Linked DNA regions of Homo sapiens: region 2 is linked to region 1. Evidence: chromatin contacts called from ENCODE Hi-C or POLR2A ChIA-PET data. All regions are on one chromosome and are shown on one strand. The core of a region is the stretch at or near the end of the contact, and the rest is flanking DNA. Distances in the headings are between cores, read along the strand shown.

What was found. A loop is a pair of places that touch in the nucleus more often than their neighbours do. ChIA-PET counts read pairs that join two places held with the same protein, here RNA polymerase II (POLR2A). Pooled maps may share reads with other maps.
Region 2: a loop to region 1 is called in a pooled map, with 2.5 times the contacts of the local background. The contact joins the enhancer-like site here to the promoter of SCAMP3 in region 1. A Hi-C loop is called at or near these places in 5 of 50 pooled maps. POLR2A ChIA-PET finds 5 or more read pairs at or near these places in 4 of 52 experiments (BJ, Caco-2, SK-N-SH and 1 more).

Annotation. Positions count from the first base shown.
Region 1 is chr1:155,259,842-155,263,784 of GRCh38, reverse strand. SCAMP3 (secretory carrier membrane protein 3) reads left to right here and starts at 1,425. Exons shown (of 9, transcript NM_005698.4): 1 at 1,425-1,699; 2 at 2,051-2,128; 3 at 3,126-3,248; 4 at 3,335-3,455. The coding sequence starts at 1,634. CLK2 (CDC like kinase 2) reads left to right here. Exons shown (of 13, transcript NM_001294338.2): 13 at 385-917. The coding sequence ends at 567.
Region 2 is chr1:155,484,507-155,488,684 of GRCh38, reverse strand. All of the region lies in intron 2 of ASH1L (ASH1 like histone lysine methyltransferase), which reads left to right. Among named protein-coding and RNA genes, the nearest start is that of ASH1L-AS1, 75 kb to the left of the region's middle. Within about 2 kb of position 2,589, at least 3 of the 41 ENCODE cell types and tissues checked have a DNase peak (open chromatin) inside an H3K27ac peak, as active enhancers do.

The sequences.
Region 1 (3,943 bases), core at 176-2,675:
TTTTGTGGAGGGAAGGAGGTTAGACAGCCTAACCTTGAGACAACCAGAGATCAAAGCAATGTCCTGGATTCTTTAGGTCAGACAGAAAAGAATAAACTACCTTTGAAGAGCTTACATTTTAATGAGGAACTAAAGAAGATTCATGAAGTTGACAAGGATATACAAGTAGAAAGAACTTTCAAAGATTATGGAGTAATTGTGCTAGTGGGAAGGTAGGTTGAGCTATAATATCAGAAACGTTGGTCCTGGTGTGGTCGTGGTTAGGTAGCCTTCAAATTGGTTGCAAGCAGAGCCTTGGTTCTCCAAGAATGAAAGGTAGGGTCTTGAAGAAGGCAGGGTTTGTAAGGCATCCTGCCTCACCTTTTTCCTGCCCTCCTCCACCAGCGGTATCTGACCTCAGAGGCAGAGGAACACCACCAGCTCTTCGATCTGATTGAAAGCATGCTAGAGTATGAACCAGCTAAGCGGCTGACCTTGGGTGAAGCCCTTCAGCATCCTTTCTTCGCCCGCCTTCGGGCTGAGCCGCCCAACAAGTTGTGGGACTCCAGTCGGGATATCAGTCGGTGACGATCAGGCCCTGGGCCCCCCTGCATCTTTTATAGCAGTGGGTGTCCAGTCCAGGACACTGGTGCTTTTTTATACAAGAGAACGAGCCAGAGTTCACTCCTTCCTCCTGGCTCTCTATATACCTGTGAATATGTGAAATAGTGTAAATATGAAAGAACTTGTACCTATCACTTCAACCCCTGCCTTGTACATAATACTATTCCATCCACACAGTTTCCACCCTCACCTGCCCCCTCATACGGAGTTGGATGGGGGCCGAGTGAGGTAACCAGGTGGCATCTACCCCATGTTTTATAAGGAATTTTGTACAGTCTTTGTGAAATAAAATAACGTGCTTCATTTGACCCCCATCCCTGGAGTTGGAGGTTTGGGAATGCTGGGGTGGAGGGATGAAACTATTGGCAAACTTTCTGAGTTTGGGTATGAAGGGAGTCCTCCTTACCCTCCAAAATGAAGCACAGCCAGGCTACCAGTTTATTTCCCCTGTCCACCTTATCATATGGGAGGGTAGTGATGGGTGGGGCAGCATTTCTTTCAGATTAAAACAGAGAAGTGTTATGAGGTGGCACTTCTCGGATGTGGAATTATGAGAGTTGGGAAAGATCTGACTCCTAGAGTCATTAGGCCGCGGCCCAGTATAGAGCCAGAAACTCAGGTTGAAAACGTGCTCAACCTGGCTCCTAGGGGGGATTGCCACGACCGGTCAGAAGGCTCCCGTCGTCCATCTCGGGAGACTAGGAAGGCCGGATTCCTACGCGAGGCCTGCTGGGAAGTGTAGTTCGTTAGTGGAAGGAAGTCACATGGAAGAGGGGCGGTAGTTGGTTGTGGGCACTGGGTTAGAGGTATCACGTGGGGGCACTTTCGTCTTAGCTTTTGGACAAGACGCAGGCGCAACCCACGGCTGCTGCGGGGATCCTTGTGGCCCTTCCGGTCGGTGGAACCAATCCGTGCACAGAGAAGCGGGGCGAACTGAGGCGAGTGAAGTGGACTCTGAGGGCTACCGCTACCGCCACTGCTGCGGCAGGGGCGTGGAGGGCAGAGGGCCGCGGAGGCCGCAGTTGCAAACATGGCTCAGAGCAGAGACGGCGGAAACCCGTTCGCCGAGCCCAGCGAGCTTGACAACCCCTTTCAGGTGACTTGCGCCAGTCGGCCTCTTTTGGGCGGTCAGGTTGATTCTTCCCGGTTCTGTAGGGTCGGGCTAACTTGTATCCCCATTTGTGACATTTGATCCTGGGAAGAGCCGCCACGTGGGGTGACAGTGACTCCAGACCAGTGAGCACTCTGGGGGGCGGGCCCTGCCCCTTAATGGGCTGGTGCTGGCAGTGTTGGATGATGGATTTGAGGTAAATGTTGTCCCAGTCCTGGGACAACGGCGTGGCCCCGAAGGTGCAGTACTTGGAGCCACAGGCAGTTTGGGAATGGTCCCTGGGAATTCCCCTAGGTGGCACTGGGTGCCAGCTGAGACCCGGGTCTCTGCCCTCAGGACCCAGCTGTGATCCAGCACCGACCCAGCCGGCAGTATGCCACGCTTGACGTCTACAACCCTTTTGAGACCCGGGAGGTGAGCTACTGGAGAGCATAGGAGTTCAAGGAAGGGAAGGGTTTGCCAGTGAGACAAGTTAGCTTGGGTACAGGGGACTTTTCTGCATGCACAGGAAGGAAGAGGCACTGTGATCTTAGTTCCCTGAGAGAGGCTAGTCAGCCATGGGATGCCTCATCCTTCTAGGGCCACCAGGGCCACCAACCCAAATGGTTTGAGCTCTAAAAGTCAGTCCTGGGAAGATCTGGAGGCTGGCAAGGCCTTAACCAATGTTCTGTATGGGAAGGCTTTCTTGAAGAAAATAAAGGTTGGGGCTGGTTGGAGTTTAGGTTAGGTGTGCAGTTTGAAAGCAAGGAATGAGGAGGACTACACCTGTTTGTCCCACTGGATTAGAAGATGGTGAGTTGTAAGAATTTAAGGGGTTTTCATGGTACTTAAAACTTAAAAAAAAAAGCCAAGCATGGTGTGCATGCCTGTAATCCCACTTGGGAGGCTGAGGTGGGAGGATTGCTTGAGCCCAGGAATTTGATGGAGACCATCCTGGGCAACAGCGAGACCCCCATCTCTTGAAACGTTTTAAAAATTGGCTAGGTGTAGTGGCACATGCCTGTAGTCCTTGCTACTTGGGAGGCTGGGATGGAAAGACTGCTTGGGCCCAGGAGTTTGAGGCTTCGATGAGTGATGATTGCACCACTGCACTCCAGCCTGGGTGGCAGAGAGACAACCCCACACTCCATCCCCAGAAGAAAAGAAAAAAAAAAAACACAGTTAAGTGGGGAGATATGGTAAATGAGTGATTTGAGTCCTCACTAAGGAATTGGATATGAGGGATGATAAGGCTGCTACAGGTCATCATAGAGTTCTCTGACAGAAATTCAACAGAAGAACTAGCTTCCTAACAAATGGGGGAAAGGCTGCTTCCTTACATCATGAGTTCTGGGTCTAAAGGTATTCAAGCAGACTCTAGATTCCTGTGTTATGAGGGACTAGATGATCACTAAGGTCTTTTCCTCAACAGCCACCACCAGCCTATGAGCCTCCAGCCCCTGCCCCATTGCCTCCACCCTCAGCTCCCTCCTTGCAGCCCTCGAGAAAGCTCAGCCCCACAGAACCTAAGAACTATGGCTCATACAGCACTCAGGTACAGGAGGTGTGCAGGTGAGGGCTGGGGAGAAGGGCCAGTCCTGGGGCCCAGGGCTCACATCTCCGTCTGCTCACACTGGGCAGGCCTCAGCTGCAGCAGCCACAGCTGAGCTGCTGAAGAAACAGGAGGAGCTCAACCGGAAGGCAGAGGAGTTGGACCGAAGGGAGCGAGAGCTGCAGCATGCTGCCCTGGGGGGCACAGCTAGTAAGTAATAGAGTGGGGAAGAGCATCTGAGAGTTTGGGAGGAGCAAAAACAGGTCTTAAGGGCCTGGGCTCGGCTGGGTGCGGTGGCTCACACCTATAATCCCAGCACTTTGGGAGGCTGAGGTGGGCGGATCACGAGGTCAAGAGATCGAGACCATCCTAGCCAACATGGTGAAACCCTGTATCTACTAAAAATACACACACACAAAAATTAGCTGGGCATGGTGGCGCGCACCTGTAGTCCCAGCTACTCGGGAGGCTGAGGCAGGAGAATCGCTTGAACCCGGGAGGTGGAGGTTGCAGTGAGCCGAGATAGCGCCACTGCACTCCAGCCTGGTGACAGAGTGAGACTCCATCTCAAAAAAAAAAAAAAACACAAACCTGGGCTCTGGAGTCAGACTGCTGAGTTTGAATTTTAGAGATACTGCTTACTAACCATGAGCTTTTAGGGAAGTTACTTAATCTTGAATGCCTCAGTTTCCCTATTT
Region 2 (4,178 bases), core at 1,340-3,839, 220 kb before region 1:
TTTTTTTTTTTTTTTTGTGACAGAGTCTTGCTCTGTTGCCCAGGCTGGAGTACAGTGGTGTGATCTCGGCTCACTGCATCCTCCGCCTCCTGGGTTCAAGTGATTCTCCTGCCTCAGCCTCTTGAGTAGCTGGGACCACAGGCATGCGCCACCCTGCTAATTTTTTTTTTTTTTTTTTTTTTGTATTTTTAGTATAGGCGAGTTTCACCATGTTGGCCAGGATGGTCTCACTCTCCTGACCTCGTGATCTGCCCACCTCGGCCTCCCAAAGTGCCGGGATTACAGGCATGAGCCACCGTACCCGGCTTCAAAATCTTAATGTTGTCTCATTCATTTATTTTATATAGTATCAGGATTTGGAAGAAAAGATTTTTGAAACCAACATCAAATTATCTGTGTGCCTTATTTAGTCATAGACCATTTACTGTGGGATATGAACTCTGTTTTAAACTGCTTTTAATTTCTCTCAGATATTTATTTCAGGTAAAAGTGAAAAACCAGGCCAGGCACAATGGCTCATGCCTGTAATCCCAGCACTTTGGGAGGCTGAGGCGGGTGGATCACGAGGTCAGGAGTTCAAGACCAGCCTGGCCAAGATGGTGAAACCCCGTCTTTACTAAAAATTCAAAAATTAGCTGGGCCTGCTGGCGGGCTCCTGTAATCCCAGCTACTCAGGAGGCTGAGGCAGAGAATTGCTTGGACCCGGGAGGCGGAGGTTGCAGTGAGCCGAGATGGCGCCACTGCGCTCCTGCTTGGGCAACAGGGCAAGACTCCATTTCAAAAAAAAAAAAAAAGTGAAAAACCAGGCTTGAACACATTCATTAGCCAATTAAGGAAGCTGAATATGTTTCTACTTTACTTTTAGACAGAATTTAAAAAATAACTTCCTATTTAAGTATAACATACATATAGAAAAATACCCATCATAAATGTAACAGCTCAGCGAATTTTCATGAACTCAGCCATATGGGACAACCAACATTCAGATTAAGAAATGTGTTTGCCAGGTGCGGTGGCTCACCCCTGTAATCCCAGCACTTTGGGAAGCTGAGGGAAAATCACTTGAGCCCCGGAGTTCGAGATTAGCCTGGGCAACAAAGCAAGACCTCATCTCTACAAAAAAACCAAAAAACAAAAAACAACACAAAAAAATTAGCCAGACATGGTGGCTTGTGCCTGCAGTCCCAGACTTGGGAGGCTGAGGTGGGAGGATCACTTAAGCTTAGAAGTTCAAAGTTAGAATCAGGTCACTGCACTCCAGCCTGGGCCACAGAGTGAGACCCTGTCTTAAAAAAAATAAAAAAGTAGTATGACATTGCTAGCACCCAGTAAGAACCCCTTGGGCTTCTTTCTCATTACTGTCCTTACCATGAGTAATAATTTTTTTTATTTTTAATATCATAATAAATTTTTCCTCTTTGTGGTCTTTATATAAATGAAGTCAGAATAGGTACTCTGTTTTTCTGGCTCCATTAATTCAGTGTTGTTCGTGAGGCTTTTTGTATGTTTGTTTGCTTTTGAGGTGGAGTTTCATCCTTGTTGCCCTGGCTGGACTGCAATGGCATGATCTCAGCTCACTGCAACCTCCGCCTCCTGGGTTCAAGCGATTATCCTGCCTCAGCCTTCCGAGTAGCTGGGATTACAGGCATGTGCTACCACACCCGGCTAATTTTGTATTTTCATTTCAGACGGGGTTTCTCCCTGTTGGTCAGTCTGGTCTTGAACTCCTGACTTTGAGTGATCTGCCCGCATCAGCCTCCCAAAGTGCTGGGATTACAGGCGTGAGCCACTGTGCCCAGCCAGAGCTTTTTTTTTCTTTTTTTTTTTTTAAACTGTAATACATGGTATTGCGTGTAATCATAGTTCACATTTTTAAGGATAAGTTTTAAAATTGGAAGTGTCATTTTCAGGCATAAATATGTTTAAAAATATTTAAAACAAACTGCTTAATATTTGTTTTTAAAAGTATAAAAGTAATGAATGGGAATTGTTTTTTCATTTTTAATTTTTGTGGATACATAGTGTATTTATGGGATACATGAGATGTTTTGATACAGGCATGCAGTGTGTAATAATCACATCATAGAGAATGAGGTATTCATCCCCTCAAGCATTTATCCTTTGTGTTGCACACCATCTAGTTATACTCTTTTAGTTATTTCAAAATGTACAATTAAATGATTATTGACTATAGTCACACTGTTGTGCTGTCAACAGTAGGTCTTATTTATTCATTCTTTCTATTTTTTTTTTTTTATTTTTGGTACCCATTAACCTTCCCCACCTCCCCGGGATTCTTTAATATAATGTGAAGAAAGTGTGTGGGGTTTATTTAATTTTCAAGTTAACATAAGTCTGAGTATATGAGACTGTCAAAGCCAGTTTGCCCTTGGGCAAAATTATAAGGTCCAGTCCAAAAGAAGAGATAGTTCCCTTTATTCTGAGTCAATCAAGTACCACATGTATTGTGTTCATTTAAAGGTGCCACATGTAAAGAGGGATATTTACAAACTTAAAACACTTGCATCAGAAAATGACCAGAAAGAAGTGAAACTGTTGAGTCAGGAAGTTAAATATTTTGGTTGAGTTCAAATGTCTGACAGCCATTGGGAAGAAGAGGAATTAGACTTACTCTGTGATTTTTAGAAAGTGAGACTTGGACCAGTAACTGAAAGTTGCAAAAAAATATATTTCACTTTACTCTTAGGAAGAACTTTTTTTTTTTTTTCAATAGACACATTTCATTATGGGAAATTTAATACAAAAACATAGTGACTAGTTCAAAGTGAAGATACTAGAGTTAGATACCTGTCACTAGGATCATCTTTTATATTTCTTGTCTAATATTTGGAAACAGTCATTTCTGCAGGAGCCCTGATTCATTTTAATGGGAAATGGTTTTAGAGACCACGGTCTTGAGGTGTTCATTGCTAATGGGTTGTCGATGTTTGTAGGCATTTTAATGGATAGAGAGGTAGATAGACTTCATATATTTTTAATTCTATCTTAAAAGTATAGCCTTTTACTTCTTTGATTTTATAGTTGTACGTTTTTTGCTTCTAACATTTTGGTTCCTAGTGATATTCACATGGTTACCTATTTTATCTATGTATCTGTTAGTCATCTATCTGTCTAAATTCAAAATTACTATATGTATTACCAGTAATATGCTCACTGAGGGCAATTTACCACTTTCTTTTGCTGGGCAAGATGGCTTGTGCCTGTTAGCCCAACTACTCAGAAGGCTGAGCGGGGGGAGGATGGCTTAAGCCCAGGCATTCAAGGCTGCAGTGAGCTATGACTATGCCATTGCACTCCAGCCTGGGTGACAGAGCAAGACCCCATCTCTTAAAAAAAAATAAAAATAAAAATAAAAAATAGAGAGGTAGAGGTTCTTTGGTATTTGGTTTTGGGTTTTTTTTTTTTTTTGAGACGGAATCTCGCTCTTTCGCCCAGGCTGGAGTACAGTGGTGCTATCTTGGCTCACTGCAACCTCCCCGTCCCAGGTTCAAGTGATTCTCCTGCTTCAGCCTGCTGAGTAGCTGGGACTACAGGCATGCGCCACCATGCCCAGCTAATTTTTTGTATTTTTACCAGAGATGGGGTTTCACCATGTTCGACTGCTCTCAAACTCCTGACCTCAGGTGATCCACCCGTCTTGGCCTCACAAAGTGCTGGGATTACAGGCATGAGCCACTGCACCGGGTGGTTGGTTGGTTTTTGTTTTTGTTTTTGTTTTTGTTTTTTTTTTTTTTTGAGACAGAGCATCACTCTGTCACCTAGGCTAAAGTGCAGTGGTACGATCTTGGCTCACTGCAACCTCCCCCTCCCAGGTTCAAGCAATTCTCATACCTTAGCCTCCCAAGTAGCTGGGATTACAGGCGCCCGCCACCACGTCCGGCTGATATTTGTAGTTTTAGTAGAGATGGGGTTTCACCATGTTGGCCAGGCTGGTCTCAAACTCCTGACCTCAGGTGATCTGCCCACCTCGGCCTCCAAAAGTGGTGGGATTACAGGCATGAGCCACTGCGCCTGGCTGGCTTGCTTGTTTGTTTGTTTTTTGGGTAATGTTTTGAGATTTAGGATGTAGATTCTCAATATTGTGTTTTATAGTAATTCAAAATAATTACTTTTCATATACTTATATAACTAATTTTCTATATATTGAATAGATGAAT